Linked DNA regions of Homo sapiens: all the other regions are linked to region 2. A link is a loop called in an ENCODE intact Hi-C map of the cell type or tissue named here. Cell type or tissue: natural killer cell. All regions are shown on one strand. Region 1 overlaps CHD9 (chromodomain helicase DNA binding protein 9). Region 2 holds the start of CHD9 (chromodomain helicase DNA binding protein 9). Region 3 overlaps CHD9 (chromodomain helicase DNA binding protein 9). Region 4 overlaps CHD9 (chromodomain helicase DNA binding protein 9). Region 5 overlaps CHD9 (chromodomain helicase DNA binding protein 9). Region 6 overlaps LOC105371268 (a long non-coding RNA gene). Region 7 overlaps CHD9 (chromodomain helicase DNA binding protein 9).

Region 1 (4,000 bases), 110 kb after region 2:
GAAAAGAGCGTAATTCAAAATTAAGATCACAGTGAAGTAAGGTTAAGAGTGTGGCCTTTGATACCAGACTACCTGGTTTAGAATTGTGGGTCCTGTTACTTAGTAGTTGGGTGACTTTGACTTAGATAATTTCCGTGCGTCTCTTTTTCCTCATCTTTAAAATGTGAAATAATAAAGGATTAATAGATTTATAACATGTAAACATGCTTAGACTATGCCTAGCATATAGTTAGAAATTAATACTTTTTTTTGTTTTTTTTTAATTTTTCTTTTGAGACAGGGTCTCACTCTGTCACCCAGTTTGAAGTGCAGTGGCACCATCAGGGCTCACTGCAGCCTCAACCTCCCTGGGCTCAGGTGATCCTCCTGCCTCAGCCTCCTGGGTAGCTGGGACTATAGGCATGTGCCACCATGCCTGGCTTTTTTTGTATTTTTTGTAAAGATGTGATCTTGCCATGTTGCCTGGGCTAATCTTGAGCTCCTGTACTCAACCAGTCCACTCTCCTCGGCCTCCCAAAGTGCTGGGATTATAGACGTGAGACACTCTGCCCAGTCTTAAGTGTTTTTATTAATTATACTTTTTTTCATAGTAGTATGAAAATATGTATATGGGCCAGTTATGTTAGCTTATGCCTGTAATCCCAGCACTTTGGGAGATTGAGGTGAGAGGATTGCTTGAGACCAGGAATTCCAGACCAGCCTGGACCATGTAACGATACTCTGTCTCTACAATAAATACATTTTTAAAAAATTAGCCAGGTATGATGGTGCACTCCTGTAGTCCCAGCTACTCAAGAGGCTGAGGTGAGCAGATAGCTCAAACCCAGGAGTTCCAGGCTGAGGTAAGCCATGATCACACCACTGCCAGTCTAGGCATTAGAATCAGACCCTCTGAGAAAAAAAGAAAATTTGTATATGAAAAAAATACCAGAAGAAAATAGGTTTAAGTAGTGCAGTTTTTCCCTTACTTTCTACAATTTTGTCGTGAACATATTACTTTTATAATAAAAAATTAATGTAATATTTTATGTTTTTAAAAATTCTCTTGTTAAATTAAGGATTCATAAAATGCTTCAATACCTTGGTTACCTGTGAGATTCTGTGGACAATGAAATATACCAAAGTTCTTGAAATTAAATATTTAGGGATCCATTTTTCATTTTAAAGCCTTGAAGTATTTGAAAAAGAAAAAATCTTTGTCTTTCCCATTGGATTGACTATAGTTCTATTTCTTTTTTCCTTTTTTGAGAAGGAGTCTCACTCTGTCTCCCAGGCTAGAGTGCACTGACACAATTTCCACTCACTGCAACCTCTGCCTCCCAGGTTCAAGTGATTCTCCTCCCTCAGCCTCCTGAGTAGCTGGGATTATAGGTGTGTGCCACTATGCCCAGCTAATTTTTGTATTTTCAGTAGAGACGGGGTTTCAGCATGTTGGCCAGGCTGATCTCTGGTCTTGAACTCCTGACCTCAGGTGATCCACCGGCCTTGACCTCCCAAAGTACTGGCATTACAGGCGTGAGCCACCATGCCCGGCCACTTTAGTTCTATTTCAGAACGATATTTCAGCATATTTTTTGAAATGTCTAGGGAGATGTAGAAACATTTAAAAGACACTTATAAACCCTCCATGTCCCCCTCTTTTTATGACATGAGTTGAGTATTGTGATTTTGCTCCCCCTACTGGAGGAAGATCAAGCATCTCAGAAGGACCCTGGGAAAACTCTCCACTGATTGAACTTAGGTGCATCTATCTACTTTGTATGTAGGTTTCTGACTAGTTTGACCAATCATTTTTGTCCAGTGTATACTTGAAATTATGAGAGCTTATTGATTTATTTTTAAACATTTTATTCTCCTAAGACTTTATCATTTTGATTCATGTCTTTTTGTTGCTTTTGTTTTGTTTTTTAATTAATGCATTTCTAAACATGTTTCCCGGGCTTTAAAAAGTAGTAAGGACTCCTTTTTATAGATTTGGAATGAATGGAGGATAATTATAAATAACTAAAGCAGTCTCTAATGCTAGCATGTAGATAGAGAGCACTCCATCTGAGAGAAGTTATTTTCAGACCTACCTTAAATCATCTTATTCTACACTGATAAATACGGTTTTAAGTCACTCACTTTTTTGTTTCAGTTTTTTTTTTCTTGTTTTGTTAACTTGTTCTTTTTTCACATGTCCAAAAACTGATAAAGGGCAGTTTGTTTGGAATTCTTTTTTGACTTACTGAAAGTCTATTCTCGGCCAGGCGCAGTGGCTCACGCCTGTAATCCCAGAACTTTGGGAGGCCGCGGTGGGTGGATCACCTGAGGTCAGGAGTTCAAGACCCGCCTGGCCAACATGGTGAAACCCCGTCTCTACTAAAAATACAAAAATTAGCTGGGCGTGGTGGCCCATGCCTGTAATCCCAGCTACTTGGGAAGCTGAGGCAGGAGAATCGCTTGAACCCGGGAGGCTGAGGTTGTGATGAGCCAAGATCACACCATTGCATTCCAGCCTGGGCAACAGAGCAAGACTCTGTCTCAAAACAAAAAAAGAAAAGAAAGTCTGTTCTCGACCAGGTGCCATGGTTTATGCCTGTAATCCCAACACTTTGAGAGGTTGAGACAAGAGGATGAGTTGAGCCTGAGAGTTTGAGGCTGCAGTGAGCTGTGATTGTGTTGCTCCACTTACCAGCCTGGGTAATAGTGAGACCCTGTCTCAAAAAAAGGAAAAGAAAAAAGAAAAAAACACTCTGTTCTCAAGTTTCCTATTACTTCTTAGTTTAAACAGTGATATTTGGGATTCGTTGATTGTGAGAGTGAAAAAGAGAGATGGATTGGTAGAGAGGATTATTATGATTATTGTATGTTGCATATCAGTTTTATATGTACTGAATTATAGGTCACACATCTTAAATATATGAAATGCAAATGATTTAATATGTGGAATTCATGACAAATTTTGACAGAGCATAGACTTTTTTACCTATATAATTTTTGCATGTTCTGTATAGTTATGGTACTACATAGCTGAAATGTTATATTAATAAGGAGTTCTTATATTATTATGATGCTTCCACAGGTTCTATGGAAAGAAATTTTTTTCTGGGTTCTTTGTTGGGCTTCTTTAACTCTCTTAATTGTAGTAATTTCATTTTAGACTAAATTAACATCACTACATGTGTATAAAAGTTAACAGATTTAAACATAATGAAGTGGCATAATTTTTTAGTTTATGAAAAATAATTTTGAGGTATGTTTTGTTAGAGCCAAAACAAGACATTCTTTAACCTACTGTTTAAAAAACCATGGATGACAATCTATTTAGAATTCTAGAACGCTTTAGTGAGAATGTTGAATATTTAAAGAATATTTCTAAGCCTTGCTTTTTTCTTTCTTTTTTGTTTTTGAGATGGTCTCACTCTGTCACCCTGGTTGGAGTGCAGTGGTAGATCTCAGCTTACTGCAACCTCTGCCTCCTGGGCTTAAGCGATCCTCCCGCCTCAGCTTCCCAAGCAGCTTGGCACCACAGGCATGCACCACCATGCCCCACTAATTTTTGTATTTTTTTGTAGAGATGGGGTTTTGCCATGTTGGCCAGCCTGGTCTCGAACTCCTGAGCTCAAGTGATCCACCTCAGCCTCCCAAAATGCTGGGATTACAGGTGTGAGCCACTGTGCCTGACCCAGCCTTGCTTTTTTAAATTTCCCAACTATAGTGGGGTGATTGTAGATATCACTTCAAATATCTCAGCGTACGCTAAACTATGTGTCAATTGTTAACAACAGTGAATATTGCTGATTTGACTCTAGAATTTTACTGCTTAGAAAAGAGAGAGGAGCCAGGACACAGTGGGAAGAGAGGCCAGAGGGAGATGAAGAATAGTAGGGTTGTTGGGAGGAGGAAGAAAAAAGAAAAAAAGTGAGAAGCTATAGCAAGTGTTTCCAAATGTAAGTATGTACAAGACTAACATAGGGAAAATACTAGCTTATTTATCATCTCTAATTTTTGGAGCAAA
Region 2 (4,000 bases):
CCTCCTCCTCCTGCTCCTCCTCCTGCTCTTCCTCCTCCTCCTGCTCTTCCTCCTCCTCCTCCTGCTTCTCCTCCTCTTCTTCCTCCTGCTCTTTCTCCTCCTCTTCCTGCTCCTCCTCTCCTTCTGCTCCTCCTGCTTCTCCTCCTCCTGCTCCTCCTCCTCCACCTGCTCCTCCTCCTTCTCCTCCTCCTGCTCCTCCTCCTTCTGCTCCTTCTTCTCCTGCTCCTCTTCCTCCTGCTCCTGCTTCTCCTCCTTTCTCCTGCTCCTCCTCCTCCTGCTCCTCCTCCTGCTCCTCATCCTCCTTCTCCTCCTGCTCCTCCTTGTCCTCCTCTGCCCTTGATATTCACTTTGACCAGATTACACCAGTACAGAGAGTCCAAAGGTTAAATAGGCACACACTCACACACAAACTCACACTGGGCTAGAACAATGACAGAGCGTCCTGGGGGAGCAGAGTGGGGGCCGGGGGGAGGGGGAAAGGAGGATTGCAGGCCTAACTTTCACAAATCACCTGAAATTTCCACTGAAGGCATTATCTCCAAATGTTGCCACAGAGATAAACTGCCAGGATTACAAGAAAACGTGAAGACGTTCCCATAGAACTCTGTAATGCTTATATCCATCACCAGGAATGTCTGCCCTTGGCGCCCTAAACATAGATTGATTGATTGATTGATTGATTGATTTTGAGGCAGAGTCTCACTCTGTCACCCAGGCTGGAGTGCAGTGGTGCGATCTCAGCTCACTGCAACCTCCTCCTTCCGGGTTCAAGGGATTCTCCCACCTCAGCCTTGGAGTAGTTGGGATTACAGGCTCCTGCCACCACGCCCGGCTAATTTTTGTATTTTTTGTAGAGACTGGGTTTTGCCATGTTGGCTAGGCTGGTCTCAAACTCCTGACCTCAAGCGATCCTCTTGCCTCAGCCTTCCAAAGTGCTGGGATTACAGGCGTGAGCTACGGTGCCTGGCCCTAAATATAGATATTTTTAATAAATCCTCTACTTATCTCACAACGAGCTCAATCGCTTTGCATTAGATCGTTGGGTGTGTTAAAAGTATTCATGTGTTACATTAAATGTGAATTCAACAAAAGCAGAGATTTTTGTGTTTTGTTCTTCATTGTATCCCTTGATTGTAGAAAAGTGGCACATAGTAGGTGCTCAGTTAATCGTTGTTAAATGAAGACATAAATGAAATATAAACCATTAAATGTCCACCATATTTGTAAGCGTTTTGGCATGTCTTCATTGAAAGAATACCAGGCAGCTGGGAGCCATAGTTTACTCCGGTAATCCCAGTGCTTTGGGAGGCTGCAGGTGAGAGGATCGCTTGAGACCAGGAGTTCAAGAGCCACCAGGGCAACATAGAGAGACCTTGTCTCTACAAAAACAAAACAAAACAAAACAAAAAACAAAAAACACAATTCCCTTAAGCCGCCCCTTCCCCTTCCACTGCTCAGAGAAGGCCTTCCAGCAGAGCAGAGCACGAGGTCGCTGGCACACACCCATCCTCCACCAGTCCTGGCCTCTGTAGAGCAAGCCAGCAGAGCAGGCTGTTTCTCTCATTCAGGGACGGTTTAGGGGGTGGCAGGAAAAAATGGTTGCTGATAGGCGAAGGGCCTCCCTGGGTTGGAGAGAACCCCAGCCTCGGATGGTCCCAGCACATTTAAAAGAGAAGCAGTGCCAAAGGTGGGGTGCACTGAAAGCTGCTGGATGAAGGGAAAGATCCTTGTGCTCAGCCCGGAAAACCGGAGGATGGATACCAGGCCGAGGGGTCCCTCCGTGCCCCAAGAGAAAGTTCACCAAGTTTAGATCCCAGTGCCCCGCAGCGGGTGAAGGTGGTCCCGCCCCAGGCCGGATCTGGCCACAGGGCTGGCGGCGCGCTGGAAAACCGCCCACGTGGGAAGAAGCCCTGGCTGCATTTCCGCCCTGGACTGCGCTCCCGCCTGCCAGCGCGGTCCCTGCGCAGCCGCCCCGCGCCCACTAGGTGGCGCCTGCGCTCTAGTGGGCGCTTCACAGGCGCAGCGACAGCGACAGCGACAGCTCGAACCTGAGTCCCAGGATTCCGGGGACTGGAGGGCAGCGCCGGCAGCCAAGGTAGGATTCCTGAGCCCCGGGCGTCTCCCTGGAGCCTCTGAGGTCGGGGTGGACAGCGGGGCGGCCGCTGGGCACCGCTTGCGGTCTGCAGAGATAACCGGAGGAGTCGGGGCGGCAGCACGTGTTGTAGCCGTGGGGGGGACCCAGAGACCCGCAGCCTCGGAGCTGGGCCTAGAGCAAGGCAGAGCACCAGGTCGCTGGCACGCTCGCATCCTCCCCAGCCCTCGCCTCCCAGAGCATGCCCGAATCCCCAAGCCGGGCGTCCTCGAAGCGGAAAGCAGCCACTGTCGCCCAGAGCCACTCCAGGGTGGCAGCCGAGTGCTGATAAGGTCCAGAGCACCACTTCTTAAACTTGTCTGCCCGTTGGCGTTGCTTGGGAAGCATTAAAAAAATACCGATGCCCTAGTTCCACCCCCGCCCCCCCCCAGAGACTCAGATGTGATTGGTCTGGGTGGGGGACTGGACATCTGGGTATTAAAATGTTTGCAAGAGATTCCAGCTGGCAGCCAAATTTGAGGACCCTTGATCTAAGGAGTTGGAGAAAAACGGAGGACATTTGTTTGTTCTAACCCAGAATGCTGATGATTCCCTCCTCCTCCTATTCCTCCAGTTCGCCCTCCTCCTCCTTTCTCATGTGCCTTTTAAGCAGGAAATGCCTCTGCCTTTGTACTGTCAAACCCAAGATAACAAACTAACCATCCCCCACCCCCCACAGTAGGGCTGGTTCTGAAAGGGTTGAACTCGAAAGTGGACAAGGAACAGAAAGACACCAGTGTGGAATGTGAGCGAAGACTCTTAGGGGTTTATGGGTAGGAAGGGGGTTCCTCCCCACCCTGATCCCAGAGAAGATCAGGAGACTGGCTGGAGCTGTCTTCCTCATTTTGGCAAACCTAGCTGATTAGGCAGTGAGAGGCCTTATAACGAGCCTTTTTTACAACTAGTAAAAGGGCCCTTTTACAACTAGTAAAAATGAGCCCTTATGTTTGTTTGTTTTATAGAGATAGGGCCTCACTATATTCCCCAGGATGGTCTCAAACTCCTAGGCTCAAGCCATTCTCCAGCCTCGGCCTCCCAAAGTGCTGGGATTATAGGCATGAGCCGCTGCGCCCCGCTGACCCCTTATGTTTATATAACAGCAGTGTTACTAACATGGGCATAGATTCCCCCCCATAGGCAGCCCTTCCTTTGTGACCTTGGAAACTCACTGAACCATCCTCAGCTTCAGTTTTTGTATCTGCAAAATGGGTGTGAAAATCGGGTTGCCTTGGGAATTATTCACAATAAAAGCTACTGTTTACTAAGGGTTCACCCTATGCTAGAGGCTTTCTGTGCAGGGCCAAGTTAGACTCCTGACCATAACTTCCACGGTAGAACTATGAATACTGCATTTGATAGCCAAGGAAACTGAGGCTCAGAGAGGCCAATGATCTTGCTCGAAGTTATATAATTAATTAATAAGAAGCATGTCCCATATTTGAACCCAGGCAGTCTGCTCTTGAGCTCAGGTGCAAAAGAACAATACTCTGCTGTTTCCCTTGTTGACCAGGACAGCGTGCACGGGGCAGGCGCGTGGTGTGTCTTCACAAACACTAGCTATCACTGCTGTGAGCTGAGCACTTCCACTGAATTGACTCATTCGCTCATTGGAAATACATTTATTATTGAGAGCCTACTGTGGGCCAGGCAGTTTTCCAGATGCTAGAGATAAAATATGAGTAAGACAGAATTCAGCCAGCCCCGAATGAGAGAAACAGGAAGAAAGTGCAGTAGATTCTCATTATTCACAAGTTCTAAATTTGCAAATTCTTCCCTGTAATCCCAGCACTTTGAGAGGCTGAGGCAGGAGGATCGCTTGAGGCTAGGAGTTTCAGATCAGCCTGTGCAACAGAGCAAGGCCCTGTTTGC
Region 3 (4,000 bases), 150 kb after region 2:
GTTGGTCAGGCTGGTCTCGAACTCCCGACCTCAGGTGATCCGCCCACCTCGGCCTCCCAAAGTGCTGGGATTATAGGCATGAGCCACCACACCTGGCCTTCTTTTACCTTTTCTTGGTCGAGAAACCAAGTGCTGGCTCTTCCTGCTCCTCAGCCATGCCTCACCTCTGTCTAGTTGATTTCTACACTTTTGAAAGGGCACCGGGAAAAAAAAAAAAAAACCATCCTAGCCTTATTATTTGGTATCTCTGCAATTTTGAGAATGTTACTACTTTCCTTTGTCCTCAAATTAAACTCTGTAAATTATGATAGTTGAACCAAACATGATTAAAATATAATGGTTAAGAGTGTGGTCTCCCTAACAAGACCCCCTTGTCTTTTAATCCCTGCTCCACTATTCAGTAGCTGTGTGATCTTGGGCAAGTCATTTCTCTATCCCCCAGTATCCTCATATAAAATGGGAATAACAGTAGTACCTATCTTACAGGGTTGTTCTGAAGATTGAGTCAATATATAGGAAATATTAGGAATAGTGCCTGGTACATAGTAAGCACTACATTTTAGCTCTTATTGTCATAATGATTTTTGTAATTGTTTGCTCTCTCAGTTCCATTCTGTCTCTTTGTAATGCTACTATCAGAGTATTTCTCTCATTAGCCAGCCCCTTGTCTCCATTATCACTGTTATTACCCTATTATTAATCAGGATTACATTAGTTATTAAATGTAAAATAGAATAATCCCTGGCACTTAGTAAGTAGTCTGTAAGTGTTATCTCATTATTGTTATTATTTTCACATTGATGACATCTCAAGTCAGATCCTTTCCTCGTCCTTACTTGTCCTCTGCCTTTAATCTCTCATGCCATCCAGATGGGTCTTTCTAGAGCCCTGTTTAGATAGTGTTGTTTCTGTTTTGAGGCCTTTGGTACCTAAAAGGGGCAGAGGGGAGAACCCAATGTTGTTTTATAGTGATATCAGATGACTAACCAGGACCAACTGAAAAAATGGCATTGATGAAAGAGGTAAACTTGAATTTTAAAGCAGTGAAATTTTGTTTTAGTGATTTAAGGGCATTGCTTACTAAAATAGAATCAATTTTTATAGAAAGAAAAGTTGTACTGATGTTCAAATTCAAGTTGACTTGCTATGGAACTAAACCTACAGTTTTACCTGAAAAACTCATCAGTGCAGTTAAAATAGAAGGTTAGGAGGAAAGGTCAGAAAGGTTTTTTATGTTACGAAAAAAATGTATTCATCCATGTTAAGACGATGAAACAATTTTAACATTGTTAGTAATCTTTATAAACAGTTCTCATTTGTTCATTTCAAAATTTTAAGCTTCTTTTTATAATTCAAATGAAAATAGCTTCATTTCTGTATTTTCAAAATAACACTGTTAGCTTTTTGTTAGAAAAATTATAAGAAACCTTATCTAACTTCTTAAACTTATTTTGGGTTCATTTGCATGACCTCTTTAACCCTTTGCTAATCTTCAGCTATTTCATATTTTAAATATTTTAGAGTATCTTGGAGAAAAGTATTTTTTTCCAATAAAAATTGCTTTAGATTTTGTTTTTTTAAAATATTGATAGCCACATAATGCCATTTTACCACAGTTTAGTTCTCAGGTGATTTTTTTTTTTAATCAGATTTTTATGTATATTTTTTAAAACTTTACTGCAGGAAATGGCAGAGTGAGAGTTAATGTGTTACATGGAGGGAAGAACAGTCCATTGGGGGTTAAATTGCAGAGTCTAATGGAATAATAACTGGTAGCACCATCTGCTGGCCTACTTCCGCAGAAGGAGTCAGTATTTTTAACGACATCTCTAATATTCATGCTGATGCATTTTGATGCTTTGTGCATTCATTTCTTTCTGTGCTTTGTTGGAATCTGGCTATCTGCTTACAGCTATTGAGGAAACTCAGCTTTTTAGGAGTGTTTACAGCCTTTTTCATACCTAAATAGGATGAACAGTAGATATAAACTTGCCAAGGCAGAAATGTGTTGATAAATCAAAATGTGTATTTGTGGAGGGTTGTGCATCTCTTGGTTGCAGCTTGCTAAATAGGCCATTTAGGAATCTTCTTTCAATGCTTTTTTCTTGAGCACTGCCTGGGGTGGTGAAAAAGCAGAGGGCAAGCCTTTGTCTGACGCCAAAAATGTCTTCAGTGAAGAGGCCAAGAGGAAGGGTAAGTGAAAGCCTGAATGAGTGGGAGGAGGAGGGGTTCTTTGGGCTAAAAGGCTAATGGGATTGAATAACCTTCCTTATTACTGGCTGCTGCTACGGGAGTCGTACTGCATCGCCATCTTGAGCTTGTTGCTGTTTCCTCGAGTCTTGGTTATTTGTTATAGCCTGTAGGCCTTAAGGTGGCATTTTAGTGAGCAATTCTAAACCCTCCTTCCTTTCCCAGTGCTGCAGTGCTGCTATGAAACCTTTGATGAGGCAGGTATAGAAAAAATATCCAGTGAAGCACACTGGAATCAGCATGAAAATGTGTTTGGAAATTCCTGATGGTTTTTTCCTTTGGTATAGTCAGAGGCATGTTTACGGGTAAGAACATAACAAAACTGTGATCTAAGTATATGTGGATGAATGCGTGTTTGAAGAGGAAATTCTTTTTAAAATGCTCTTGATCTGCTTCCTGTGATATTGCTAAATATTAATAATTTTAATGTAAAACTGTAAAACTTGTTTATTTCCCAAATTGCTTGAGCAAAATAATTATGATATAGAAAAAGAAAAAAAATTTTCACATTTAACTCTTTCATGGGAAAACTAAAACTTTCTCTAATTTTAAGTATGAGAATGTCTGTTTACTAACTAGCTATGTTGCTGCACTTAAATATTAAATGATTTCAGGTTGTAGTCGTAAAGCAGAGGTTTTATTTTTCTAAAAGCCATAATAAACTGTATGGAGTAATTCTAAATTAAAATTATTTAAAAATTTATTAATGTTCAGAATTTTGGAGGGAAGAGGAAAGAAAAGACTTTTATTCCAAATGCACAGAATATTTATGGGATAAAATTTGAATCAACTATCTTTACAGGACAAAACTTGAATCAACTAACCAAGAATGCTATGAAAATATCAATGAATCTATATTATTCTTCTTTAACCTTCATTTTTAAAAGTAGCAATTGAGCTGTTTATATCTGTACTAATTTCTTGATAAGCAAAATGTTTTAAATTTGTTTGTAGCACTCACATATTTGCTAATGTAATTTTACCTCTCTAAACATAATTTAAGATTTTCAGATATTTGTGACAATTGTTTTAGATGTACTTTGGTATATTCTATAAAAAATATTTTTGTTTCTGTAGCCTCCATCTTCCAAGAAGAGCGATGGTTCTGGGACATATACTAAGTTGCAGAATACCCAGGTGAGGGTCATGTCTGAGAAGAAGCAGAGAAAAAAGGTGGAATCAGAAAGCAAGCAAGAAAAGGCTAATCGTATAATATCAGAGGCCATAGCAAAAGCAAAGGAGCGTGGGGAACGCAATATTCCACGAGTAATGAGCCCTGAAAACTTTCCTACTGCTTCAGTTGAAGGAAAAGAGGAAAAGAAAGGTAGAAGGATGAAATCCAAGCCAAAGGACAAAGACAGCAAAAAAACAAAAACATGTTCTAAGTTAAAAGAGAAGACAAAAATTGGGTAAGTTGGTTAAGAATTAAATTTAATTCCTTTCAATGTTCTGTTAAAGTTCAAACTGTCCAACCATCTACTTTTGATTTGAGTATATTTACTCCCATATTTGAGTTTTAAATTGTTGGCTACTATGTGTGCTTTATTTCATTGCCGAATGAATTAGATAATATTCCAGGATCTCCCAAATTTTATGGTTCTATGAATGTAGAATGTAGCTTTTTGTATGTTAATATTATTAAAAGGGATTTAAAGTAGTAAAATATTTCAGTATACGAATCAGGAAAAGGATAAAAACAAACAAAATGAAATCCATATTGCTGTGCCAGTTTCATATTCACTTTCTTTAC
Region 4 (4,000 bases), 76 kb after region 2:
AGGAAGGAGATAGCAAAAACAGAAGTTCAAAACAAAACAAAAACACAAAAACCAGCATCCTAGAGGCCATTTATTATAGGGACAAATTTTGCATATTTTAGAGAACATTCACTGATTAAAATGGCATACAATAATGTTGATAATTATAGCACTGCTCTTTAATGACCAAGCCTAAGTAATTTTCAGAGGGCTGCATTCAAGAAAACACGAACGTTCTCTATCAGATGATGGGGAGGCCGCTCAAGTTTTTCATTTAAGTGGGATGTCATTCTGCTGTGATGTCAGATAGATGAGATGTTACTGGCCTTAAATTTGACTCAACAAGTTGAATTTGCAAACTAAAGCACTATCCAAATAAGTGGTGTGGGGGGCCCCAGAGATAAACTCTTTCTGTGCATTCTTGGTCTAATATGTGGTTGTTATAAGTATCCTTCAGGGAATCAAAGTTGGAACTGTAACCGCCCTTTCAGCAGGGTTTCTTCCCAGCCCTGTCAGTATCTCAGCTAAATAGAGTTATGCTGATCCACTCTGGAGGGCCTTCATGGGGAATATAAAGAATGAAATTACTTGGCAAATACCACTGTGTATACCGCAGCCATTCCATTCTGGCTAGGCATAAACAAGCGCAGTGTCGCTCCTTAGCGGAGGCTGAAATTCAAGAGATTTCTGTCAACTGTGAACGTGAAATATCACCTGCACTGGATCGGAAATGGTCAACAGTTTTGAACAAACATAAAGTAGGCCGACCGAAGTTCAAACATTTAATTCTTTTGTCTAGCTCACGTTTTCATATGGGTTTTAAATTTTTAATTCGGTAGAAAGCCAGCTAAGGACCTGAAAGGAGGAGACCCTTAGAATTTTAGAGCTGGAGGACTTTTGGACAACTTGTGCAGCCTCTTCCTTTTACAGAAGGCAAAACCAAGGCCCTAGGACACGCTAGGATTTGATGTAGGTCACTCAGTTAATTCGTGAAGGATCGAGAGGGAACCCAGGTTTTCCAGTACGCCCCCTGCTCCTAAACCAGTATCACCCTCCCCCACGGCTGTCTCTCTCTCTTCTTAAATTCTTGCGTTTATTTTTCTCTCCCTTCGTAACTGTGCAATGGAGAACGGGAGCCTGAGCCTCGGGAAGACAGGGTTGCAACCGCAGGCTAGGTGCGCGCTCTCCCCTAGCTCGCGGCGTGGAGCTGGGTCTCCGCGGCGGGCGCCGGCTACTGCAGGTGCTGGCACCTGGGCTCAATCGCAGCATCATCGCGACACGCTCCGTGCTCCCGATTCTACAGCACGGGCGCGTGACACCCGGGTCTCCGCGCGAAAGGAGAACGTGGGACTAAATCCACGGCTCCTTAAGAAGGACGTCTTTGGAAACTCTCGCCCTTCCTCGGCGGACCCGAGCTGCCCGAGAGATGCCCTGCATGTGAGTGACCTCTGCGCCGACCCCGCCACTGGTCAGCTCGCGGCTGGGGCGTGCCCTGCCGGGGCCTGACGTGGCGGCGGGGCCGCGGGGCGGGCGGCGCGAGGGGAGAGGCCGCCGTGAGGGCGCGGCCTGACGTGGCGGCCGCGGCGGGGCTGCCGGGGGAGCCCGGACCACTGCACTGCCCCGCGCTCCGGCCAGAGGGCGCCCGGCCCCAAGCCTTCCCCGCCCCGAGGCCGCCCAGGGCTCCGGGAGTAACCGCGCCAGCGATTGGGTCGGCGGCGCGGCGGGGCCATGTTGGAGCGGAGCAACGACCCCGCCTCGCACCGCCCTCCGCCCTGGGTCGGGCCGCGCCAGGAGGGAAGGGGAGCGGCGAAGGGGACGCTCCCTCTTAGGCAGCCCGACGCGGCTGGAGCCGCGGCAGGAGCGGCGGCGGTCACGACCGCCCCTCCGCGCCCGGGCCAATCAGCGGCGCGGGCACAAATATGCAAATAGCGCGCCGGTGCTGCCGGAGTGCCGCTCGCAGGGGCTGGTGGGGTCGCGCTGGGGGAGTGAACTGGGCCAATCAGGCGGGTGCGTGGCGGCGCGGGGGAGGCGGTGCCCCTTCACTCCTCCCTCCACTCCCTCCCTGCCCCGCGCTGACAGGGGGGCCTGGCCGCGCAGCCGGTAAGTGCCGCCGCCGCCGCCGCTGCCACCCACCGCCTCGGGCGTGGGGAGGAAGCCCGGGGGCACCGCGGGGCAGCGGCCGCTGCTCAACTGGTGGGGAGATGCGGGGGCGGGTCGTGTCAGACGGGTGGTCGCCTGAGGCCGCCCCCGCCCGGCCAGCCGCGAGTGTCAGTCTCAGTCGAGGCGGGGGGCGGCGGGGGCGCCTCAGTCATGGCGAAGCGCGAGAGTCAGCGAGCGGCGGTGAGTACGTGCAGCCGCCGCCGCCGCCGCCGCCGCTGCTCGGCCGGTGGGGGGAGGGGGGAGGGGCAGGCGGGGCGGCGCCCCCGCCTGAGGTGAGGGATCCGGTCCCGGGGCCGGGGTCGGGCGGGCGGGCCCGCGGGGAGGCCGGGCAGGGGGCGCTGCCTGCACGTGCGGCCCAGCCCGCCCGCGGCCCGCCCCGCGCCTGTCATGGCTGCGGGCTGCTGCCCCCGCCCCCCGGCCCACAGCCCCCGGGGTCGGGACACGGCAGCCGCGCCTGTTGCGTCGTGTGGAGGTGAGGGCCGGGCGGCCAGGGCGTGGGAAGGCGGGCCCTCTTCCCCGTCCCGCGCGAGGTCGGGGCCTCCCCCGGGTTGGGTTCCCTCCCGACGGTCGGGCTTCCCTCCATCCTGCAGCCTCTTTCCCTGCCCGTGCTTTCTCGCCTCCGTGAGTCATGACAGGGCGTCCCGCGCGGGCACCCGACGTCCCGGAGCACGGGACGTCCCCGGCGCTTTCCCAGGCCTTGCCTCTCGGTTCCGACCGCAGTGCCTTCCCCGCGATCCTTCACCCCGAGTGCCTCTCCCCGTCTGCAGCGTGGCCCGGACCCCGCCAGCCCCCGTGTGTGCGGCCGCCGTCATTTTCTGGGTACCTGGGTGTGGGACCTGCGGGATGGCTCCAGGGCTCTCTGCGTGGACATCCAGCCCAAAGCCAAGCACTACCCGGAAAGCCCGGGTGTCTCACTGGCTGTCACAGCTGCCAGCTCAGACTGGTTTCTGTTTGTTCTTATTTTTATTTTTAAAAAAAATTTTTTTTGGGGGGGGTGGTTTGCTTTTTTTTCTTTTTTAAGAAAAATAAAACTTTTCAGAACAAAGTAGATGAGAATTTTGTTGTTGTTGTTGTGATATTAACAGTGCTACAGTTACTTTCCTGAAAGTCTGGGATTTGACGCTATTGTGACATTTATTTATGTGAAATATTCATACCTAAGAATTCCCCTGTATTAAATAAAGTTTATTTTCATTAATAAAATTACCGTCAGAATTTAGTTTCTCAATTTTGTATGCTACTTTTCACCTTTTCCTTTTTTCCAGTTCTTAAAATCTCCAGTTCTACTTAACCAGCTATGATCTTAAACGAAAAGAAGGCTTATCTTGTGTAATGTTACCCATTCCCTAGACTCTAGATAACTGTAGAAGTAGTTTTAAAAGAACCACTAGGTCTGCAAACACTTGAATATACAAAAGCTGAACTTAAAGGAGGATTCTGCATTGCAGAGGGAGGAGTTTGTTTTTGTTTTTTGCAATGCAAAAGGATGATCATAGTGTTTCTTTTCCCTTGGGTTTACAGAACGTGAATTTAGAGATGCTGTGTTGTAACAACAGGCCACATGGAGCCTTACGTTCGATATTTGATAAGTATTAAATAAAAGACTTCTATTGCTCGAAGCAAGTTCTGTCTGTATTATGTATCTTCGAAGACTTTCCATTTCTTCTAATTCTGCTTTTTTTTTTTTTTTTTTTTTTTTTTTGGTGTTGAGACGGAGTCTCGCTCTGTCACCCAGGCTGGAGCGCAGTGACGCCATCTCGGCTCACTGCAACCTCTTCCTCCCAGGTTCAAGCAGTTCTCCAACCTCAGCCTCCCCAGTAGCTGGGATTACAGGTGCGCGCCACCACGCCCGGCCGTTTCT
Region 5 (4,000 bases), 230 kb after region 2:
TTTTGCAATGGCCTCGTAACTGATTCTGTTTTCCTCCACTTTTGCCTCTCTAGGCCTGTCCTTCACACAGCAGCCAGAGTGGTATTTCTAAAGCAAAAATCAGGTCTTGGCACTCCTTAACACCCTCCAGATGTTTCTAATTTCTCTTAGAATAAAATTCAAATTCCATATGACCTACAAGGGCCTCCATAACTCTGTACGTACTTTCTTTACTGTGTCCCTCACCCACCATGCTCCAGCCACAGTGGTGGTTGTGTTTTGCCAACCTGTCAAGCTCATTCTATGCTGTTCTTCCTGGTCCAAATATTCTTTCCCCAGGACTTCCACAGAACCGCCCCTTCAGATTACTCGGATCTCAACTCAAGTATTTCCTTCTCAGATAGACCTTCCCTGCCAACCTCAGCTTAAGTAGCCCACCAGTCATTCACTACTACTTAACCTTCTTTTATTTCATTTATAATGCCTACCACTACTTAAAAATTACGTTAATTTGTATATCTTCTTTCTTTCATTACAATTTAAGCTGCTTGAAGGTAAGTATGGAATCTGGGACATCTTAAACACTCAGTAAATATTTGTCAACTAATTGGCTCCTTTCCCCTAGCCTGACTGGATCTGATCCACTTGTAATTTTCCCAGGGACTGCTCTCTGTGGATTGTACCTTCTTTTTCCTCTTTCAGTAATTTTCCCCCTTTTCCTTCTCATTTGGATTTTAACATGTTTACATCTCTGTCACCTTAACTTACACATACACACATGCGTGCACACAACAACACTTAATGCTTTTGGACCCAAAATATCTTCAAACTACCATATTATTACTCTCCTTGATTTCACTGCCAAATTTATGTTAGGAAGCATCTGTAAGGGGTTCACAGTGACCAGTCCTGTAATCCCAGCACTTAAGGCCGTGGCAAGTGGATCAGTTGAGCCCGGGAGTTTGAGATGAGCCTTGGCAACATGGCGAAACCCTGTCTCTACAAAAAGTAGAAAAATTGGCTAGGTGCGGTAGTGCATGCCTGTAGTCCCAGCTACTCTGGAGGCAGAGGTGGGAGGATCACATAAGCCCAGAGAGGTCAAGGCTGCAGTGAGCTGTGATTGCACCACTGCACACCAGCCTGGGTGACAGAATGAGACACTGTCTCAAAAAAACAGAAAAGAAAGAAGCATCTATGTTTGTTGTCTTCTTTTTCTTCCCTTCCATTCACTATGCAATCTACCACAATGCAGCTTCTACCTCCTCACCCCAGATGTTCGCTGATATTCTTGCTGCCAAATTTGATGGATATACCATAGTGCTTACCTTACTTTACCTTTGTTGACCACTTCCTTCTTTTTAAAATGCTTCTGTGATACCATTCTCCTGTGGTTTTTCTTTTTACCTTTCTGCTTGCTGCTTTTCAGGCATGTTTTCTGTCTCTTAGAGGTCAAAGAATCTTCACATAGGCCTTCTCGTCACTTACTCTTCTTGGGTGTTCTCATCTTTGTGGCTTCAATTTTTGTCTCTATGCTTATGTCTTCCAAATCCCTATCTGTAGCCCATGTCTCTCTTCTGAACTTTAGATCCACATTTCTCCAATGGGCCATGATTAGTTACTCTTCTCTCCAGGCCTTTGCATTATTGTTGGAACATTCTTTCCTCCTTTTTTCCATTCTCTTCCTCTTCCTGCTCAGCCAACATTGACTCAGCCTTTCATAACCTCTCAGATCTGGGTTAGGCACATAACCAGAGTACCCTGCCACAGCACTCATCACACAGTATTGCATGTCCATCTTTACAAGGGCATGTGCATGACTATCTTAATTTATTATTGCCATTATTGGCATGTAGTGAATTCTGTTTAAATATATTTTGAATGAATGATCTACCCTGGGGAAGTTAAAGGAGGCTTTATGCAAGAGATGACACAAGTTAGTCTTTAAAAACAGAAATCAGCAACACCTAATGTGCTTATGGCACTTACATTTGAAACATGAGTTTTGTATGCTGATTGCCTTTTCCTCTTTACAAGCAGGAAAACCTTCCACCTCAGATGGTAATCACAATGTTTTGAGCTTAGAGTGCCATCTTATGGTTGGCAAAGGGAGCTATCTGACCCACTTTTTTTCTCCTCTGGGATTCTGTTTCCAGTGTTCTTTCCTGTTTCCTTTATATTTCAGGGCTAATGCTTTGTTTAATCCTACTTAATAACTCGTTCAAAAATAAATATCTCTTTTTACTGTATTTCTCATTTCTTTTTTAACTTTTTCCATATTACAAGAAAATTATTCCTCCTTTTTCTCTATTTTTCTAAACTGAGCTAAAAAATGTCAATTGTGACCCTTTTGTTTTAAAGCAAAATTAGATATAATAAGGTGTTCATTTCGAGTGCTGACAAATTCGTTCAAGAATCTACAGAAAGATCTCTTCATCCACTTCCTTATGCTTCTTGAGTTAAAAATTTGTGACAAATAAATTTGTTTCCATTTTTTTAATTATAAAAGGTATAAGTATTTCCTTTTCACTGCCATTGTCTTCTATCTCACCTATATTTTGATTACATACTGGGTTCTTGTCCTAGGAACATGTCGATCACTTGTTTGTTTATTTTTATATAAAAATTTGAGTTTCCAAAGACAGCCAACTTAGAATCTAACTTTTCCCACAGAACTTGTCAATAGGAAATCCCCCATTTCTTATAGGTCTTTGTTAACTAATTTGTGAAATAATGATGCCAAGACAGATGAAATTCTACTTTGTATAATTTATATTGTTTTATATCTCTGGTTATTTGAAAGTTGATAATTTATGAATACCAAATAGAGAAATTCTCAGCTATTCAACTTTTTGTAGTAATTTATCCTGTTCAATCTCTATCCATTGTCAAATATAAGAAAATGTGTGTGTGTGTATATATATATATAATATACATATTTGTGTATGTATATATAAATATATAGTTGTGTGTATATAAATTGATACTTAATCATTGTCAGATATTAACTGTATTCTGTGCTAAAGAAAATGACTTGAATCACTGTGGTAAAGAAGTGAACATTTCAGTCCTTCTATACATGACATGTTTTTAGACATGTTATATATGTAACTTGCCAAAGCTTTCTGGGAAAATAATAATTTCAAGTGACGAGCAAAGAATAAGAAAATTATAGTTGCAAAATTGCCCATTCTAGTAGTTATTTGTTACTTATAAAATCAGTCAATCTACAAAATCAAATCATTATGGGTTTATTATTTTACTTTTTAGTAATCTATTGTGATTTTATGGCATTCTATTATTTATTTACAACATCAAAACAGCATTTGAGTGTTTTTTGTTTTTCGAGACAGGGTCTCATTCCCGCGGCCTGGGTTGGAGTGCAGCAACACGATCTTGGTTTGCTGTCACCCCAACTTCCCAGGCTCAGGAGATTTTCCCACCTCAGCCTCCCAAGTAGCTGAGACTACAGGTGTGCACCACCACGCCCAGCTAATTTTTTGTATTTTTAGTGGAGATGGGGTTTTGCCACGTTGCCCAGGCTGGTCTTGTACTCCTGGGTTCAAGTGATCTACCCGCCTCTGCCCCCTAAAGTGTTGGGATTACATACATGAGCCACTGTGTTTGGCCTACACTTGAGTGTTTCAATCAAATTATGAATCAAAAATTTGCTATTACAGGGCATTTTCAGTGTGGTTTTCTTAGCAATAGTGGTCTAGAGGAGCTATTACTTGTTCTGCAGCCTAAAACAATTCATTTACCCTTTTAGGGCCTCAGTTTTCTCATGTGCGAAATGAAATAATTGAACCAGATGATTATTGCCAAGTTGTTGGCTGACATAGTCTCTACTTCCAATAGAACCCTTTGTCTCTAAATAAAGAAAATCAGTGAAAGAATATGATTCTTTAAGAAAATTGTTTAGTAACATTGTTGAAACTTATTTCTTCTCTTGAGCTTAACAATGTTCGTTTATTTTATGGTATCTTTGTTATTGCACAATTTCGTAATTTTAATTGGTGGCAAT
Region 6 (4,000 bases), 460 kb after region 2:
CCCTCCTTAGTGCTTCCCAGGGTGTTTCTCTTCAGAGCAAGGACATTCCCTTACAGAACTACACTGCCACAGCCACCCCTAAGAAAATTAACTCCACATTCCTAGACTTTGTATGCTTTTTTTTTGTTTTTTGAGACACAATCTTGCTCTGTTGCCCTTGCTGGAGTGCAGTGTCTCACTGCAACCTCAGCATACTGGGCTCAAGCAATCCTCCCACCTTAGCCTCCCGAGTAACTGGGACTACAGGTGCATACCACCACACCGAGCTGACTTTTGTATTTTTTTGTAGACACAGGGATGCGCCCTGTTGGCCAGGCTGGTCTCAAAATATGCCGACTTCGGCCTCCCAAAGTGCTGGGATTACAGGCCTGAGCCACCGCACCTAGCCTTCAGACCTATTAAAATTGCCCTAATTGTCACACACCAAGAAAACACTTTTATGGTTAAGGACGGAATGTTTATCTCTTCAAAATTTATATGTTGAAAACGTAATAACTAATGTAATGGTATTTGGAGGTGAAGCCTTTTGGAGATGACTGGGTTATGAGTTAGTCATACATGGGATTTGTGCCCTTATAAAAGGGACCCCAGAGAGCGATCTTCCTTCTTCCACCACATGAGGACGCAGTGAGAAGATGCTATCCCTGAAGAAGCAAGAACTCACCAGACTCCTAAACTGCCAGCACCTTGCTCTCAGACTTCCCAGCCCCCAGGACTATGAGAAATAAATTTCTGCTGTTTATAAGCTGCCCAGTTTATGGTATTTTGTTATAGCAGTCCAAACAGACTAAGACAGTTATTTTTCTAAACCAGGATTCAATCAAGATTCAGTCATTGCATTTGGTTATATCCCTTTAATCTCTATTCTAGAACAGCCCTCCCACTTTTTCCTCCCAATAATATTGACAATTTGAACCGGTCAACAGATCAGAGTATTCCGCATTTTGGATTTGGCTGTTTTCTTGTGATGTTTAACTTGATCCTCTATCCTTGTATTTCCTATAAACTGTCAGGTGTGAAGGCTTGATTGGATTCGTCATTTTTGGCAGGAGTGCTTCATGGGTGAGAAGCTTATTGTGGCTCCTCGAGCTGTCTACAGGGTCTCCCTTTGTCCTCCAGGATAGAGTGCAGTGTTGCGGTCATAGCTCACTGCAATGTCAAACTCCTGGGCTCAAGCAATCCTCCTGCCACAGCCTTCTGAGTAGCTGGGACCACAGGTGTGTACCACTACCTCACCCAGCTAATTTTTTTCTTTTTTTTTTTTTTTTTGTAGAGATGGGGGCTTTACCATGTTGCCCAGGTTGGTTTCAAACTCCAGGCCTCAAGCCATCTTCCTGTATTGGCCTCCCAAAGTGCTGGGGTTACAGATGTGAGCCATCGCGCCTGGCTGGAGCCACTGATTTAGTAAGAATTGCATCCTAATGGTTTTGCATGAACCAACGATTAAAAACAGAAATGTAGTCTGCTAAGAAAAGTTATCTGAATATCTGGAACTGTACAATAATGAGCAAATAATGAGGCTTCCAGGAGAGTATTAGGGTCATTCCTACTTCCCACTTATAAGACTGACTTCCTGTCAATAACTTTGTTATTATGAATGTCGAGTCCATAACAGACTTATTCTCGTGGCCCTTGCTGCCTACTTCATGCTAGCCAAGTCGAATCCAGTTTTAAAATACGCCGGATGCAGTGCAGGAGACACTAAGTGGCGAACTGCGGTTGCCGTGCTGCTGAAATTTAGTGAGGGAAGCCCCGGCCCGGGTGGGTGGTTACGCATTCCGCACCCGGTATTGCCGCATCCGACCTCTGGCCAAGTCAGGCCTCAGGTCCCTGATAACTGGTGTGCCCTAAACTCGCTCTGCAGAACGTCCTTTTTTTTTTTTTTCCTCTAATGTGACAAGGTACAAAACATTCCCTAATGTGCCCGAGAAGAGGAAATAAAGACTGCTGGAAAGAATGCTAAAGCCAGGCACACAGCTTTTTCCTCTGGGAATGTGAATAACACAGCAAACGTGACCGCAGAGAGGCAGTGGCTGTACATCCTACTGGGCTCGCATGAGTGTCATTTGTATTTTTCTCAGTCACAGGCGGCGGCTTCTCTTGACACCATTTAGATGGCCCTTTCAGAAGACACTTAGCGGGTCAACTTTCCCTTGTTCTAACTCAGCTCCAGCCTGGGAAGATGCTGGGTGCGGTTGAGGAATCCACGGGTTAGGGAACTCCGCCTGGCGGGTGCTTGAGTGCCCTCTGGTGGGCAATAGGAAGAATGCAAGTAGCAAAGCCGAAATTATCTTCTCAAGTTGCTCATACAGATTTTAAACAAACTCCTTCCCTTAAAAGAAAAAGAAATCCTAAGTCTACATTGGCATTCCTAAAAATCATTCCTAAAAGTTTTATATTTTCCTTAACCAAAGGGTTGAATAGTCTCAAGCAGGGTAGCATCTCCACCAAAGGTTTGAGTACATGGAGATGAGGGGTGGATTCAAGGAAAACATTTTTACTGAGCCTTCCACCTAAGACGCCTTAAAGATCCTGTAAGAAGCCATTCCGCAGGGTTGCCACACCTGAGGAAATTCAGACCTTTAGCCCCCAGAATCTCCCCATCTACAACTACATCTCTCCCTCCACATCAAAAGCAAACCTTGGAATCTTCATTCCCTAAATATAAATGACTGAGTTTAATCCTTCCGCATACGTTAGGACTTAAAGCCCTGCATTAAAGAGATCAATCAATAATGGTGGAGTTTCCAGTACTGGCCCAGGGCATAATGACAAATTCTCTCCTCCATCACAGATGGTCCGAGGAAATGAGGGGATGGTGAAGGGACTGGGGAGAGGCTAGGGGCTGTGAGAAGCGGGGATCACTACACCCCTCCCCGAGGCTCCACGCTTACACTATGTAGGAGCATGGTAACATGGCCTAGGTTGAAGGCCAGCCCCAAATTTGCCCACGCAATTAAGGATGAGGTATGTAAATGGGGACACAGCATCTCTGAGCAAGGTGTGTTTAGGTGGAAATCAGGGGTGGAGGTGTCACTGGGGAGGTGCAACATTCCTAGTGACACAAGTCACTGAGGAACCAGGCCATCACCCAAGGGTCATGTGACCCAGCTTCTCAGGACAAATATTTATTTAGTCACTGACCAAATAGAGCCACTGGGCTGTCAGTATTAGTGGAGTCAGGCAGGAAAACAGATGAAGCCAGGTGGTGAGCCCTCTGGGGCCAAAGAGAGTGTGGGAGAGCTCCCTCAGCCCCCAACCACCACCTGTCCATATCCTCATGATGGGCCCCGGTGCTTCCTGGGGTGCCTCTACCTTAAGTCACATGGCATGGGGCATGGTAGGTGACCCCGTTTAGCCTCTGCTTATCTTCCCTTCTGTAACAGCCACAGCCACCCGTGTCGGAGGCAGCCCTTCTAGAAATGTGAGCTGATTAGAGAGTGTGCCGCTATTGCTTCCTGACCAGAAATATCGCTCTCCAGCAAAGGGCAAGGTCACACATGGACAGAGGGCAGCAGGGGGAGCAAAGGTTACACCACAAAACAGGCAACCCCCAAATCGTTCCCACACCTCCACTGCTACTACCCTGGTTTGAGCAACCGTGCCCTATGCCCCTTGGCCTGGGTGAGGGTGCCAGACTCCTTGCTGGGCTCTGCCTCCCCTCCATCCTTCTCATCTGCCCTCAGCGTGGCCAGCAGTGTGACCACGCTGAACCTGGGTCAGGTCAGGTCACTTTCTGCTTAGACCCCTCTGGAGGTTCCCCATCTCACATGGACAAAAAGCCTATGGGGGGCCAGGCACAGTGGCTCACGCCTGTAATCTCAGCACTTTGGGAGGCCAAGATGGGAGGATCACTTGAGGCCAGGAGTTCGAGACCAGCCTGGGCAACATAGTGATACTCTACAAAAGAATAAAAAATTAGCCAGGACTGGTGGCACATGCCTGTAGTCCCAGTTGAGGTGGGAGGATCACCTGAGCCCACGGAGGTTGAGGCTGCAGT
Region 7 (4,000 bases), 170 kb after region 2:
CTTGTTTCTTGATCTGGAAGCTGGCTACACAGATATTTTCTGTTTGAGAAAATTGAGCAGTACTCTTACGTTTGCACTTTTCTGACTTTGCATTACACTTTAATATTAGTAAACTTGCACTGATAGGGTTACGGAAAATGAGAGATTGGATTGGGTGCATATTGAGGTTGTGATACCTATGAGATACCCATATGTATATGTGTAATAAGCAATTAGTTATATGAACATGAAGCGTGGGGAAAAAATCTGAAATAGAGATAAGAGATTTGAGGATCTTTAACTTCTAGGTAGTAGTTAAGAAAAGATTAAATTAAATCTCTCAGGGAGAGACAGGAAGGCGGCTGAAGACAGAACTTTGAGAGAAACCAAAGTTTAACAGGCTAGCAGAGAAGAATTGTCAATGACTGAATCCTACGGAAAACTAACATTCAAGGCGTAGATGCAGGAAGAAGAGCCAAAATTTAGTAAAAGCAAGTTTAGTGAGAACCAGAAGACTCTTGTGTCAGGGAGCCAAGAAAGGGGCCAAAAGGAAACAGTTACACGTTAGGACTTAGTTACACATTATGATTTTTTAAAGCTCTGTTGGATTTGCCATTTTAAAAGTCTTTTGAGTCCTTAAGCATTAGAAGTTTAGGCTTTGGAGTGAGGCATACTTAGTTTCTGTCTCTGTTCTTACTATTTCTGTGACTTTGAGCAAGTTATTTAACTTCTCTAGGCCTCAATTTCTTCTTATAAAATAATAGTACTTCCCTTTTAAAATTGTATGAACATCAAGTGAGAGAATGCATGTAAAGTCAGCACAGAGGCTGACTCATAGTAAACATTGAATAAATGGAAGCTATGAATATTAAAAGTAGTTTTGAGAGTTGAGATTATAGTTGGTTGAGGAATGAAACGGAAATGACTCTTGAGAACTTTGGATACAAAGGAGGAAGAACAAGGTCATATGGGGTCTAACAGTAAATATAGCCTCAAGGGAGATTTTTATTTTAGGAAAGAAACTAGAGGAGGAAAAGGGACTAGAACAGAGAGGAAATAAGCAGTGAAAGTGGTGAGAGGGAATGAAGTGTAACTATGGTTGGTTCCTTAATGTTGCTTCAGAATATCTTTGTGTTTCTTCTGATTTCCTGCTTCCAACATAAGCTGTATTTCTTACTGTTATTTACTTTCTTCACATATTCAGAACAGTGGCGGGTGAGACACCAAGTAAGAATTACCATTATTCTGTTGAATGTGGTAATCATACCAATACAAGAATAATATAGGGAAAAAGCATTCTATAACTTTTTCTCACCTGAAGTCTAGTCATCCAGTCAATAACCAAGTCCTGTTGGTTCTACTTCCACAATAAAAAATTATATCTTTCTTTACCTCTTCATCCACATTCCCACAGCCCTAGATTACCATCTTTTTCTCTCCCCTGAATTGTCATTTGCCTTATCATCGGTTTCCCTTCCTTGCATTTCACTTCCTTGTCATCACATTGCCCCCTTGCTTACAATTCTTATATCTTCCAACTGCTTTATTTTTTTTATTTATTCAAAATAACTCACTGCCTATTCATTAAACATTTGCTGCCAGTGATGAACAAGACAGATTCCTTTTAAATTCTTGCTCTCAAGAGCTTAAAAGCTGCCCTTAAAATGTGAACTCTTTGTGTGTCATACAAGGCCTTCTGTGATCTTCACCCATTCTGGTTGTCCAGCTGTCTGCTGCCTCCTTCTGGGGTACTCTGTGTATTCCTGTCATGCTATTACCACTGCATGTTCTCCTCACTCTTCTGTGGTATCCCCCTACCTGGAATGTACTCTGCCGCTTCTTTCACTACCTGTTAAACTTCTTTTCATCATATCAAATGTTGTCTTTTCTGTAAAGCCCCCTTTACTCTTCAGTAAGCGTGAGCACTTCTTCCTTTGTGTTCACATTGCATCCTGTGCTAACCCCCACTTTGGCATTTTAGCTGTGATCATAGTCTAACTATGATACTTTAAGGTTAGGAACTGTGTCACTATATTTTCAAATCCTAGAGCCTAGGAAAGTGCTTGGCATAGAATAATTAGAAGTTGTTAGCATTAGTTGAGAAATCACTATGCATCAAGACTGTGCTAAGAGCCAATATACATTATCCCACTTAATTCTCAGCAACAGCAGATGTAGTTATTATGATATCCCTATTTTCCAGGCAAGGAAACTAAGGCCAAAAGAGATCAAGTAATTTGCCCAATGTCTCACAGATAGGTACATGGTGGAGTCAGGGTTTAAATCTTTGACCCTGTGTTTTCAAAGTGCATGCTCTTAACCTCCAAATTCTCCTACATTAATAAATAGTTGTTGAAAGAATTCTGATATCTTTCTGATAAATCATACCTGAAAGTATTGGGGAGATTTTCCATTTTTATAATACAGATATTTAAAATAGTACGTTGCTGATTAATAATTACCGTGGTTTAAAATCATGCCCCTGCATCTGTTGAAGCAGATAAGGAAATGTGAGAGTTATGTTTTTATACCTCTCATCAAGACAAAAAAACCCACTTTCATTTTAGATAGCTCCATCTGGTGTGTATATATGTAAATATCAATATATATATAAACATACATATATGACGATATACTGACACATACATGCTTTAGGAATATAAAAAATAATAGTTCTTATGCTTAGGAACATACAGTACAGATAAGATAAGCCTTAACATAAGTGAAAGAATTAAAGAACAACAAATTGTTAAAGTGCCTTAAGTAATTGTCTTTCTACTGTAGAGCAGAAGGAAGTAGAGGCTTTTAACGAATAGGGGGATTCAAGGAATCAAGTGGAATATGAATTTAATAAGAGAAAAAAATCTGTCATTGGAAATCTGCAAGATAATAAAGTAAACACAGTTGTATCACCTCACATTTTTCCTATGAAAAGTAATCTTAAGCCTAAAAAACAAATAAGACTTGATTGCCTTTTTTTTTTTACCTGCTAAATTTATTTATTTATTTGTTTGTTTGCTTGCTTGTTTGCTTATTTATTCATTGAGATGGAGTTTCGCTCTTGTTGCCAGGCTGGAGTGCAATGGTGCGGTCTTGGCTCACTGCAACCTCCGCCTCCCGGGCTCAAGCGATTCTCCTGCCTCAGCCTCCCAAGTAGCTGGGATTACAGATGCCTGCCACCACGCCTGACTAATTTTTGTATTTTTAGTAGAGATGGGTTTCACCATGTTAGCCAGGCTGGTCTCGAACTCCTAACCTTTTTCCACCTGCCTCAGCCTCCCAAAGCACTGGGATTACAGGCATGAGCCACTGCGCCTGGCCTACTTGACTGCCTTTCTGTGTTTAGAAGTACATTAATTGTACTTCTGAGTACATTAATTATACTTCCAAACATAGAATTGGATGGTGTTTGTTCCATTAGAATAGAGTTTATGTTTTGAAAATGTCAACGTGGATTTCAGGATGATTATCATCCTTGGTTGGACATGCAAGTGATATAAAGTGGAAGAAAGTTTATCATGACAATCTTAATTTAATCAAATTTAGGAAAATTCAAAGAATTCATACTTTTTATTCTTTTCCTCTTGAAACAGCAAACTCATTATTACATTGGGTAAGAAACAAAAAAGAAAGAATGAGTCTTCAGATGAAATATCTGATGCAGAACAGATGCCACAGCATACATTAAAAGATCAAGACTCTCAAGTGAGTATTACAATTTTTTCTAGAAATGAAACACTGTTAGAATGATTTAGTTAGCATAATATTGCCTTATAGATATTTACACTTTAGTTAGAAGTAAAAATACATTTTGTAGTATGGTAGAAGTTGAAGGTAGCATTATTACAATATGTCCTGGTAATATTACCATAGAATATTAGATGTGGGAGGAAACTAACATATCCTCTCCAGACCCCTCATTTTTCAGATAATGAAACTGAAGCCCAGAGAGGTTAACAATACAAAGTCCTTGATGGCTTTTAGCATGGAGGAGTATTTAGTGATACTATCCTGTGCTTAT

What was found. Peaks named below come from ENCODE experiments on the same cell type or tissue, not always from the same donor. Only the 100,000 strongest peaks of a DNase experiment are listed, where the experiment ranks them.
Region 1: it touches region 2 in a loop (14-fold over the local background); 61 of 110 quality-filtered maps call a loop at or near these places.
Region 3: a loop joins it to region 2, with 10 times the contacts of the local background. A loop is called at or near these places in 82 of 110 quality-filtered maps.
Region 4: a loop joins it to region 2, with 6 times the contacts of the local background. A loop is called at or near these places in 82 of 110 quality-filtered maps.
Region 5: a loop joins it to region 2, with 11 times the contacts of the local background. A loop is called at or near these places in 52 of 110 quality-filtered maps.
Region 6: a loop joins it to region 2, with 2.5 times the contacts of the local background. A loop is called at or near these places in 32 of 110 quality-filtered maps.
Region 7: it touches region 2 in a loop (11-fold over the local background); 23 of 110 quality-filtered maps call a loop at or near these places.

What each region holds. Positions count from the first base shown.
Region 1 is chr16:53,158,382-53,162,381 of GRCh38, forward strand. All of the region lies in intron 2 of CHD9 (chromodomain helicase DNA binding protein 9), which reads left to right. Among named protein-coding and RNA genes, the nearest start is that of CHD9, 110 kb to the left of the region's middle. In natural killer cell, CTCF peaks have their summits at 1,661 (motif pointing left) and 1,867; a DNase peak (open chromatin) is centred at 1,680.
Region 2 is chr16:53,052,983-53,056,982 of GRCh38, forward strand. It overlaps CHD9 (chromodomain helicase DNA binding protein 9), which reads left to right and starts at 2,009. Exons shown (of 39, transcript NM_001308319.2): 1 at 2,009-2,095. RefSeq lists enhancers at 2,303-2,834, 2,347-2,396. In natural killer cell, CTCF peaks have their summits at 1,981 (motif pointing right) and 2,199; DNase peaks (open chromatin) are centred at 1,569 and 1,989; H3K4me3 peaks cover 1,467 bases; H3K27ac peaks cover 991 bases.
Region 3 is chr16:53,206,155-53,210,154 of GRCh38, forward strand. CHD9 (chromodomain helicase DNA binding protein 9) reads left to right here. Exons shown (of 39, transcript NM_001308319.2): 3 at 3,328-3,659. Among named protein-coding and RNA genes, the nearest start is that of CHD9, 150 kb to the left of the region's middle. RefSeq lists enhancers at 1,681-2,270, 2,271-2,858. In natural killer cell, a CTCF peak has its summit at 1,781 (motif pointing left); DNase peaks (open chromatin) are centred at 1,777 and 2,297; H3K4me3 peaks cover 1,475 bases; H3K27ac peaks cover 1,708 bases.
Region 4 is chr16:53,128,980-53,132,979 of GRCh38, forward strand. All of the region lies in intron 1 of CHD9 (chromodomain helicase DNA binding protein 9), which reads left to right. Among named protein-coding and RNA genes, the nearest start is that of CHD9, 76 kb to the left of the region's middle. RefSeq lists silencers at 1,405-2,134, 2,465-2,724. In natural killer cell, a CTCF peak has its summit at 1,618; DNase peaks (open chromatin) are centred at 1,682, 1,962 and 2,672; H3K4me3 peaks cover 2,221 bases; H3K27ac peaks cover 1,615 bases.
Region 5 is chr16:53,281,461-53,285,460 of GRCh38, forward strand. All of the region lies in intron 24 of CHD9 (chromodomain helicase DNA binding protein 9), which reads left to right. Among named protein-coding and RNA genes, the nearest start is that of RBL2, 150 kb to the right of the region's middle. In natural killer cell, a CTCF peak has its summit at 2,018; a DNase peak (open chromatin) is centred at 2,051.
Region 6 is chr16:53,508,392-53,512,391 of GRCh38, forward strand. LOC105371268 (a long non-coding RNA gene) reads right to left here. Exons shown (of 2, transcript XR_001752188.2): 2 at 1,893-2,332. Among named protein-coding and RNA genes, the nearest start is that of AKTIP, 7.2 kb to the left of the region's middle. RefSeq lists an enhancer at 2,131-2,270. In natural killer cell, CTCF peaks have their summits at 2,227 (motif pointing left) and 2,429; DNase peaks (open chromatin) are centred at 1,750 and 2,230.
Region 7 is chr16:53,219,072-53,223,071 of GRCh38, forward strand. CHD9 (chromodomain helicase DNA binding protein 9) reads left to right here. Exons shown (of 39, transcript NM_001308319.2): 4 at 3,573-3,684. Among named protein-coding and RNA genes, the nearest start is that of CHD9, 170 kb to the left of the region's middle. In natural killer cell, a CTCF peak has its summit at 1,680 (motif pointing left); a DNase peak (open chromatin) is centred at 1,720; H3K27ac peaks cover 254 bases.